2 separate regions of the Homo sapiens genome follow, and region 1 is linked to region 2. A link is an interaction called in ENCODE POLR2A ChIA-PET data of the cell type or tissue named here. Cell type or tissue: HepG2. All regions are shown on one strand. Links, peaks and the distances in the headings refer to the core of each region. The heading gives the core; the rest is flanking DNA.

Region 1 (5,379 bases), core at 267-5,266, 120 kb before region 2:
TAAAACAGTGTTGAACCAGTTTATCTTACAGCTCTGTCAGATAATTTCCATAGAATATAAAAATTCCTACTCCAGAAAATTCCCTTGGTCTTTTTCACCAACTAAGACTCCAGTTTCTCAATACGTTTCTCTGTAGCTTCCCACTCCTTCCCCAACGTCACTACCCTCCAGCAACTTCTCCACACCACTTTCCACTGGATCATGCAGAGCCCATTCCACATTCCCCTGCCTGAATTCCAGACTTAGTTCCTGATCTCTCTGTACTTATCCAAAAATACATTAATGTGCTCAGCTAAACAATGGTGAGTGTTATGCTTTTTCTCCTTCCCAATCAATCTCCAGGGAAAAGAACGAGGGCAGAGGGTTATTGCTTCCATGATATGGAATATGCCACCCTTCCTTCAGGGAAAATCATTATCTCTTCAGCACTGGGAGATGAATGGATCTTGGATGTTCATTCTGGAATAGTATCTGAAGATGGCCAAATCATATATGATAATTCTTCATTTCTAATTAGAGTAACCCTTCCTGATCTTTAAGCCTTAATTCCAGAGAAGGGTGTGTGTGTGTGTGTGTGTGTGTGTGTGTGTGTGTGTGTGTGTGTGAAAAGCAGGATTAAAGAAAGGAGGAGGCCAAAAGTGAGCTGACCATGAGACATTATAGAGTTATGATTATGACGTTTGGAGATGAACTTTCTGGCAATCACAGAAGCAAGGAAAACCTGGTGAGCTTCATCAACAGAACAGAGAAAATGCACTCATTCCTCAACAGATACACATTTTCTGAAATGTAATTGTAAAAATAACTTGCAATCAGATATGGTTGCATTTATTCTTGACAATAGTTTTACAACAAATTTTGAGCAGTTTCCATACAGCATCTGTTTTACTGACCCCCTCAGAAAAGCCAAAGAGATGGCATCATAGTATATCTTTGTGAAAGGCATACTGCTGTGGGTAAGGTAATTGGTTCAAGAAGTCTTCTAGTGACACCAAAGAAGGTGTAAATGGATTCAGAATTTGGTATCACTGAGACACTTCCCTCAGACAGAGGCTTGTGTACACAGGAATCTAAGTCTATTTGCTACAACATATGTTTGACCCTAACATGAGTCTGACTTGTATCTTATTTCATAGAGTTAAAATTCTTGGGAATTTAAATGATTCAGCCAAACTTATTCAGTTTCAGAATTCTGAGATTCTGAAGATTGTATAATATGTGGCAAGTTCTTGGTTAGACATTTCAATAACTGAACTTTTTGTTCTAACACTGATATCCTTTAGGGCTCCAGTAGGAAAAATTTAGGACTGGAGGAAACTAACATGCATGCAACAGGAATTACTCAGTAGGTGGAATCAGTCCTGTTAGCCCTATCTGTGCAGCCTCCAGTGGAAGACCCCTGTTTCTGTGTAGCTCAAGGCTGCGCTCAAGTTGGAGAGAAGATGATATAGGAGCATAACCAGCAAGCTCGGTGGGCTTGCAGGGACCCTGGGGAGCTCCTGATGGGAGCCGGCTGCCTCCGCGCTTACACAGCTGTAAGGCTCTTCATGTTCTTGGGCTGGCCTAGCACATGTGTGGCTTCAAAATGTTCAAACCTCAGGCCTCAAATAATCTTTTGTTCTGTTTTCCTGCTTTGTATGTTTGACTCAGTAGCTTTGTTTATTTTCATAAAGTATTTCCTTTTGGTTTGTGTTTCTTGGCATGGCCCAGTTTGGGATTTTCTACATGCAATCTTCTTGGGACCCCTTGCCATTCATAATGCCACACCTCCAGGAGGTCTGCAAGCTTTCAGATGATTTCCACTTCCTAAGGCTTGGGAGAGCACTAAGGACCATGATGCCTTCTCTTTTTGTACCTGAGGGGTGAGGGCTGTAGGGAACACAACTGTGTAGGGTCTGGAGCTTCCTCATTTACAGTGCAAGAGATGTACTCAAGCCAAAGAAATCTCATATTCTCATCTTCCAGCTGAACTTTTTTATCACTGATATTGGCAGTACTGACTCTTTGAAATTACAAGTTTTTTGACCTTATCTTTGGGGTCCTGCAACTAGTGGGTTCTTTAAAAGAAAGCCAGGCAGAAAGATAAGCTCTCACCAGCAGCCCCAAGTCCCAGAGAAAGCCTCAGCCTTTCTTTACATAGATCTACCAGCTTTTTTTCCCTTCCCCTGAGGAAAGACATAAAACCCTTTCCCCAAGATTGTCAACATTCCAAAGCAACTAGTCCTGCAGGTTCCCTGTGTGCAAATGGCCATTGCCCTTCTCTGGAGCTGAGCTCCAGGGTGGAAGCTCTTGGCTCCCTGAGCATCCCCTTCAAAGAGGAAAATACCAGTGCCTCCTGAACCAACAATGAGATATGTTTGACTAGTGGTGATGAAATGTCTTCTATAAACACTCCCTACCTTACCCACCTCCCCTTTCTAGGACTGATTCACCACTGAAATATTCGTGTCACCCAAGTTCAAGTACATGAAACCAAACCCTTTGGTGTCAGTTGTTCTTAAGTGCTGTAGAAAGCCACACAAACTTCACTGGCTAGGGAGGTAATTAAGCCAAAGCCAGCTGCTGGCCTCCAACAGGCCTTCGAGAACTACAAATGAGACCTGGGCCTGGGGCTTTCTGGGTCAGATCAATAGTGCCTGCTGGGAATCCATGTTGCACAGTGAATTACCCCCAAAAGTTCCTGGCCTTGCCCAGCCAGAATACATACTTTCAGCACAAGAAGAGATAGGACCAAGGCACCAACTAATGTGATTTTTGTCTTCTACCATCAGCAGACTATGTAATCTCATTATCTCAGGACCCTCTCCCTCAGAGCTTGGGATCCGAAATGAAGTTTAATTTTAAATTCTTATGTGAGTACAAGGCTTTTTTTTTTTTTTTTTTTTGACAAAGTCTCGCTCTGTTGCCAGGCTGGAGTGCAGTGGCAGGATCTTGGCTCACGGCAACCTCCGCCTCCTGGGTTCAAGCGGGCAACCTCTGCCTCCTGGGTTCAAGCGATTCTCCTGCCTCAGCCTCCTGAGTAGCTGGGACTACAGGCACACACCACCACGCCCAGCTAATTTTTGTATTTTTAGTAAAGATGTGGTTTCACCATGTTGGACAGGATGGTCTTGATCTCCTGACATCGTGATCTGCCTGCCTCGGCCTCCCAAAGTGCTGGGATTATAAGCATGAACCACCTCACCCAGCCTGAGTACAGAGCTTTTTACATATATTTTTAGAATAAAAATGACTGTAATGGGACTAGACTAATTATTTCCTTAGGGGAAATATATACATATATATATATACGTATATATATATGTGTATATATATACGTATATATATATATGTGTGTGTATATATATATGTATACATATATATATATATGAAGCACCCAATTTTTCTATATATTACAGGGGGCATTTTCAGCAGGAAGAGTGCCAGTATAAATCAAAACTCCCCTGGTTATGGAGAACACTGAACCCAAGCAAATTCTCCTGGGAGTCCCTAGTCATTGGGAAAGACACTATCCCTGAAGCAGGAGGAGTGATGACCCCCTTTCACAAACCTTAAATTTTATTTTCCCCTGAACACTATGTTAGATAAATCTTTACCTTCTCAGGAAAGTCTGTAGAAGTTCAGGTTATTTATGATCTAGCTACAGTATATTGTTTTTATTATTATAGTACTGAATGCTGCTGCAACTATATGTATTGAGCTGTTATTCTACCACAGATGTTATGCAACATAGACACTTTTAGGTGTAAATAAGCAAATTGGCATTTTCCAAGCTAGCGTTTTGAACCCTATTCTCAGGATGTCAATTAGGGTAATATGAAACAAAAACTTGTTATGTATTAAAATTGTTAGTAACAGCTGATGACAAGAACTTTAAAAGGTTTCTTTACCTTAGAATCTTCAATAACTGAGTGTGCATTGCAAATCTCCACCAGGGAGCCTTAGTGTGCTATATTTTCCAAATTTATTCTACAAAGTAACTTTATTTTTTCTTTTTTCAGGACTATTAACAACTCCTGAAATACTAAGCTATAGAACACAGTTTAGCAAAGTGGGTTAAGAAGAATTTCCTGTGATATAACTAAGCTAATTCAGCCAGTGTAGTTTAGCCTAGAAGGGGCTAGAAGATTGATAGAAGAAATCCGTATTTTAAAAATAATATTATTTATGGCCACTAAATAGAACATTTTAAAAACAGTGTCTTAAAAGAATTAATTTGTATGGACTGTCTAAGTAGCAAACAAGCAAACAAACAAACAAACAAACAAACACACACTCTGGCTATAGAACACTATTTTACTGGGCTTAATGTTGCTTGTGTGTGGCCCATGTCACCTTATGCCCTTTGGATTAGAAATACTTGTGTGGCTGACCTGGGAGATGGATCATCGAATATAAATTTACATGTGTAAGAACATCTGCTCTGAATTGTAAGGAGCTCACTTACAATTTCACCTTGGAAATATGACTTATTTGTAAGATGGCACTACCTGTAATGGAAAGCTAAACTTCCTACATCATGGGTGTGTAAGCAGATGTGTTCTCATTTAAGCTTTGCATTCCTTATCTACATTGGTCTAAATTAGTGAGGTGAGCCTATCCCCAGAGCTGACATGTGAATACAATGTGAGGAGAAAAACACTCCTTCTTCAGTGTTTCAGCCCTGTTTGCAGTTCCAATCACACCTTCTCATGTTACTGGTAAATCAGTCAAGCTCCTGGCCTGAGTTTGCAGCTCAGAGAAAGGCAACTTGTCCCTTGCTGAGCTAAGGGGCAGCCTCCAGGCTCCTTTTAATCTGATTGTTTTAATTCGATTTAATCTGCCCAGTAAATATTTTTCTTCAGCTGCAGAAAAGTGTAAATCAACCAAGTAGTTCATAATCTATGTACACAGTTAACAGAACTCACGCTGGCTGATGCAATGGGAGTTGATTTGCGTTTGCTTTTGCCAGGCAATCACCACAGTTCCCCACGGGGTAAGCATTTCATATGATGGTAATAACAGAAGCAGTACCTCACCCCATTATTAACTCCAATTCACTGATCAGTTACTATGTACTTGTAGCTTTCCGTTACCTTCATTATACTTGGGAAAGTAGGCATCGTTATCCCCATTTTACAGATGAGTTAAACGAGGTGCAGAAAGATTGAATGATGTGCCCAAGGTCTCCCCTAAGAGTTGGTGAAGCCAGCATTCAAACTCCAAGTATGCTCGATGCCAATACCTTTGCTCTTGCTGTTATACTACCACCATTCTGTCTATATAAAATGACACACACACAATTTTAACCTGTTCAGTTCTATGAGCTAACATCCTTGAGCTGACTCAATAGACTTGGCTGGGATTTGTTTTTTTAATGCCAAGCATCTGAGAATCAAG
Region 2 (5,379 bases), core at 320-5,319:
TTTCATTCAAACATACTGGTCATGATACACTAAAATGACTTCATTATCATCTAATGGATCTCTTGATCCGCAGTTTAAAAAACACTCCACTGGAAGGAGAGGGTAGTGCATATTGACCATAAATCCACCATATCCCCCATAGATGAAACCTATAGTGAAAGCCTCATTGGAGGTGGAACAAACAATGAAGTTGTCCCACTGCACATCAGGTTTCTTTCCACTTGGGAGAAGGGCTTGTAGGGGACATAAAGCCCATTTTTTGAGGATGTTCTCACCAGGAAAAAAATCTCCAGTCTCTAAATATGGGATTGGTTTTCTTTAAAAATAAAAAAAATGCTCAATAAGAAACTTAAAAACTGTAAAATGATATTCATTTTCATGCTAATCAGCAGACCAATTTTTCTTTACATATTGTCTTTTATCCTTATACTATACTGCTCTGAGTTATACGTTATAATTTCAATTTTCCATATGATGAAAATATAGATGCATAGAAGTTTAGTGATTTGCCCAGATTTGCACATCTGATAGGCAGCACAGGTCAGACTCAAATATGTGCCATGACCCCAAATCTCATGAATGAAAGTAAACTGAGACCTTCCATGTGGTCAAAAGTCAGGAGCCGGTAAAGGAGGGAGATGGACTCTTCCAGAGGGTTTGTAAGATTGTTCTGAAGATGACATAATAACTGCCGACATGGACCATGAAGCTGAGGGTGACACCCTGAGCTGCTTTCTTTTGGGTCTCCAAGAAAGCCTTCATGGAGTGGAGCCACCACACTAGCCCAGGACAGCTACAGCTGTTTTTCAACATGAGCAGAAAGAGAAATTTTTATCAGGTTTAAGCCACTGTTATTTTGGGTTTATGTTATTCACAGTGAATCTAATCCTAACTGATACAACCACTATCCTGCAAAAACGGTGGCAAAAAATATATATCACATATCCATCACATAAATCCACTTTTATAAGGAAATGAAGTCAAATTATTACCCCCAATAAAAAGGTGTTTCGCAACATGACCCAGGAAAGTAGAAGTAACATTTGTTCACTATTTTTCCCCGTCTCACAGCTCTCCTGGCCTCAGCGGATAAGTATATGAGAGCACAGTTTTCCTGGTGTCAGGATATGAAGATCCAGGGAACAAAGAACCTCAAAGAACAACACCTGGATTGTCAAGGTTTGGCCAGCAGTGCACTTTCTCCAACCTTACAGTCATACGCAAGGTGAAAAACTCTCTTGTTTTCTCTTTTCCTAAGTTTTCTAAAAGAAGAAAGAAAAGGGACAAAGACAGATAAGTGGAATTTAAGAAAAATGAAATATAAACAAACTACACTTTTCCCTGAACAGAAAAGCTCAATTAAGCAAAGACAGACAGAAGAGACATGTAGGATGCTAATTTGAACCATAGCCCCATGTCTAATGCTTTTAGCCAAGGAAAGAAGAGAAAAGCAAAAAAGAAATCTGAGTCAGAGGGAAGATGTCATGGTGAGTTTCAATGGGAAGAATTCCTTATTAATTCTAAAGAACACAAGGCAACATGGATTTAATTATACAAGTCAACCCACCCACATTCCTCCGCTGCCTTTCACACACATGGGCTTCTGAGGATGATGAAAGGTGGGTAGGGAGAAAGGGAAAAGGAAGCAGAGCACAGGATGGCTAGGGCCACTGAGAAGACAGCTCTACCCTAGAGCTCTGTGGCTGTGGCTTCACCCTTTCTAAACATGAGCGCCGCGTTGCCCAACTCCAGTTGCTGCAATAGCACCTGACCATGGCCTAGCAAATTCATTCACCTTGGGTCCGGGACACTTCTATGTTGTTCTATTTACTGTGAGGGGAATTTCTTAAGCCTTTGAGAAATGGAGAGGAGGATAGATAGGAGCTCAAAAAAAATCTCTCAGCTGCTTTTAATTTCCTATGGGAAACACAATGCAATCTCACCAAGTTTTTCACTAAGAGCAAGTCTCCATTAAAACTCCAAAGAGTTTAAATGTATTAGAAATTTGAAACACTGCTCAGGTTTTCCTGAAGTTTCCTTGGGACTTTTAACCTATACTCTCATCAATACCCCAATCTCTGCACCAGCAAAATCATTAAAAATGTCCCATAACCAAGACCCCATTGTTTCTTCCTGCTTTTTCTTTCACTTTCAGACAATACCTGTGAGAGTCCTAGCTGAGAGAGGCCCACTGACCGTTCTATGCTTTAGCTAACTATCTCTGGACAGTTTTAGACTTTTAAACTGAGGACATCCCACTTGGATAGAAAGCCGTGATGGAACTATGAAGTCACAGGGCATCAGCATGAGGGTTCAGTTGCCGATAACAAAACAAACAAACACCCACTCTAGCTGTCTCAAGCAAAAGGAATGTGATGCAGGGAACTGTGTGCTTAGAAAACCTTTGAAAGGCTTTAGGCAGACTTCCATGAAAGACTCTCAGAACAGCACCACCGAACTGGTCTGTCAAAGTAGCTACTTCATCTCAACCAATTTTTGAAAGGTGATTTTCAAAAATTTTTCAATGACTCATTTTTAAAAACTAAAATTATTTTGAGATAATTTTAGATTTTCATGCAAGTAAGTATTTAAGAAATAATATGGATTGCTGGCAAGATGGCCGAATAGGAACAGGTCCACTCTGCACCTCCCAGTGAGATCAACACAGAAGGCAGATGATTTCTGCATTTCCAACTGAGGTAACCAGTTCATCTCATTGGGACTGGTTGGACAGTGGATGTAGCCCATGGAGGGTGAGCTAAAGCAGGGCGGGGCGTTGCCTTACCTTGGAAGCACAAGGGGTTGGGGAGTTCTCTCCCCTACCCAAGGGAAGCTGTGAGGGACTGTGCCTGAGGAATGGAGCACTCTGGCCCAGATACTGCACTTTTCCCATAGTCTTCGCAACCCGCAGACCAGGAGATTCCCTCTGGTGTCTACACCACCAGAGCCCTGGGTTTCAAGCACAAAACTGGGCAACTGTTCTGGGCAGACACTGAACTAGCTGCAGGAGGTTTTTGTTTTTTTTTTTTCCCCATACCCCAGTGGTGCCTGGAATGTCAGAAAGACAGAATAGTTCACTCCCCTGGAAAGGGGGCTGAAGCCAGGGAGCCAAGTGGTCTGGTTTGGCAGGTCCCACCCCCACAGAGCCCAGCAAACTAAGATCCACTGACTTGAAATTCTCGTAGCCAGCACAACAGTCTGAGCTCGACCTGGGACACTCCAGCTTGGTGTGGGGAGGGGTGTCCGCCATTGCTGAGGCTTGAGTAGGTGGTTTTACTCTCATAGTGTAAACAAAGACAACTGGAAGTTTGAACTGGGCGGAGCCCACTGCAGCTCAGCAAGGCCACTGCCGCCAGACTGCCTCTCTGGGCAGGGCATCTCTGAAAAAACGGCAGCATCCCCAGACAGGGACTTATAGATAAAACCCCCATCTCCCTGGGACAGAGCTCCTGGGAGAAGGGGCAGCTGTGGGTGCAGCTTCAGCAGACTTAAATGTTTCTGCCTGCTGGCTCTGAAGAGAGCATGGATCTCCCAGCACAGCTTTTGAGCTCTGCTAAGGGTCAGACTGCCTCCTCAAGTGGGTCCCTGACCCCCGTGTATCCTATCTGGGGGACAACTCCCAGTAGGGGCTGACAGACACCTCATACAGGAGAGCTCTGGCTGACATCTGGCAGGTGCCCCTCTGGGACAAAGCTTTCAGAGGAAAGAACAGGCAACAATCTTTGCTATTCTGCAGCCTCTGCTTGTGACACCCAGGCAAACAGGGTCTGGAGTGGACCTCCAGAAAACTGCAGCAGACTTGCAGCAGAGGGGCCTGACTGTTAGAGACCCCATACAAAGGTCGCCAACATCAAAGACCAAAGGTAGATAAATCCACGAAGATGGGGAGAAACCAGCACCAAAAGGCTGAAAATTCCAAAAACCAGCTTCTCCTCCAAAGGATCACAACTCCTCGCCAGCAAGGGAACAAAACTGGACAGAGAATGAGTTTGATGAGTTGACAGAAGTAGGTTTCAGAAGGTGGGTAATAACAAACTCTTCCGAGTTAAAGGAGCATGTTCTAACCCAATGCAAGGAAGCTAAGAACCCTGAAAAAAGGTCAGATGAATTGCTAAGTAGAATAACCGGTTTAGAGAAGAACGTAAATGACCTGATGGAGCTGAAAAACAAAGCACAAGAACTTCGTGAAGCATTCACAAGTATCAATAGCTAAATCGATCAGGCAGAAGAAAGGATAAAAGAGATTGAAGAACAACTTAATGAAATAAAGCAAGAAGACAAGATTAGAGAAAAAAGAATGAAAAGCAATGAACAAAGGCTCCAAGAAATATGGGACTATGTGAAAAGACCAAATCTACTTTTGATTGGTGTACCTGAAAGTGACAGGGAGAATGGAACCAGGTTGGAAAACACTCTTCATGATATTATCCAGGAAAACTTCCCCAACCCAGTAGGATAGGCCAACATTCAAATTCAGGAAATAGAGAGAACACTACAAAGATACTCCTCGATAAGAGCAACCCCAAGACACATAATTGTCAGATTCACCAAGGTTGAAATGAAGGGAAAAAATGTTAAGGGCAGCCAGAGAGAAACATCGGATTACCCACAAAGGGAAGCCCATCAGACTAACAGCGGATCTCTCAGCAGAAACCCTACAAGCCAGAAGAGAGTGGGGGCCAATATTCAACATTCTTAAAGAAAAGAATTTTCAAACCAGAATTTCATATCCAGCCAAACTAAGCTTCAGAAGTGAAAGAGAAATAAAATCCTTTATAGACAAGCAAATGCTGAGAGATGTTTGTCACTACAAGGCCTGCCTTACAAGAGCTCCTGAAGGAAGCACTAAACATAGAAAGGAACAACCAATACCAACCACTGCAAAAACATGCCAAATTGTAAAGAAATTGCATAACTAATGGACAAAATAACCAGCTAGCATAATAATGATAGGATCAAATTCAGAAATAACAATATTAACATTAAATTTAAATGGGCTAAATGCCCCCAGTTAAAAGACACAGACTGGCAAATTGGATAAAGAGTCAAGATCCATTGGTGTGCTGTATTCAGGAGGCCCATCTCACATGCAAAGATACACATAGGCTCAAAATAAAGGGATGGAGGAATATTTACCAAGCAAGTGGAAAGCAAAACAAACAAACAAACAAAACAAACAAACAAAAACAGGAGTTGCAATCCTGGTCTCTGATAAAACAGACTTTAAACAAACAAAGATCGAAAGAGACAAAGAAGGGCATTATGTAATGGTAAAGGGATCAACGCAATAAGAAGAGCTAACTATCCTAAATATACATGCACCCAATACAGGAGCACCCAGATTCATAAAGCAAGTTATTAGAGACTTACAAAGAGACT

Evidence for each region. ChIA-PET counts read pairs that join two places held together with the same protein. Peaks named below come from ENCODE experiments on the same cell type or tissue, not always from the same donor. Only the 100,000 strongest peaks of a DNase experiment are listed, where the experiment ranks them.
Region 1: POLR2A ChIA-PET joins it to region 2 with 27 read pairs; 2 of 35 experiments call an interaction of 5 or more read pairs at or near these places.

What each region holds. Positions count from the first base shown.
Region 1 is chr2:19,137,942-19,143,320 of GRCh38, reverse strand. No RefSeq gene overlaps it. Among named protein-coding and RNA genes, the nearest start is that of LINC01376, 110 kb to the right of the region's middle. In HepG2, for the core only: no CTCF peak of the experiment used is centred there; a DNase peak (open chromatin) is centred at 2,390.
Region 2 is chr2:19,018,180-19,023,558 of GRCh38, reverse strand. LINC01376 (long intergenic non-protein coding RNA 1376) reads left to right here. Exons shown (of 4, transcript NR_135287.1): 2 at 1,072-1,225. The region is part of intron 5 of LOC105373456 (a long non-coding RNA gene); the gene reads right to left. Among named protein-coding and RNA genes, the nearest start is that of LINC01376, 6.1 kb to the left of the region's middle. In HepG2, for the core only: no CTCF peak of the experiment used is centred there; DNase peaks (open chromatin) are centred at 1,738, 2,348 and 3,308; H3K4me3 peaks cover 1,860 bases.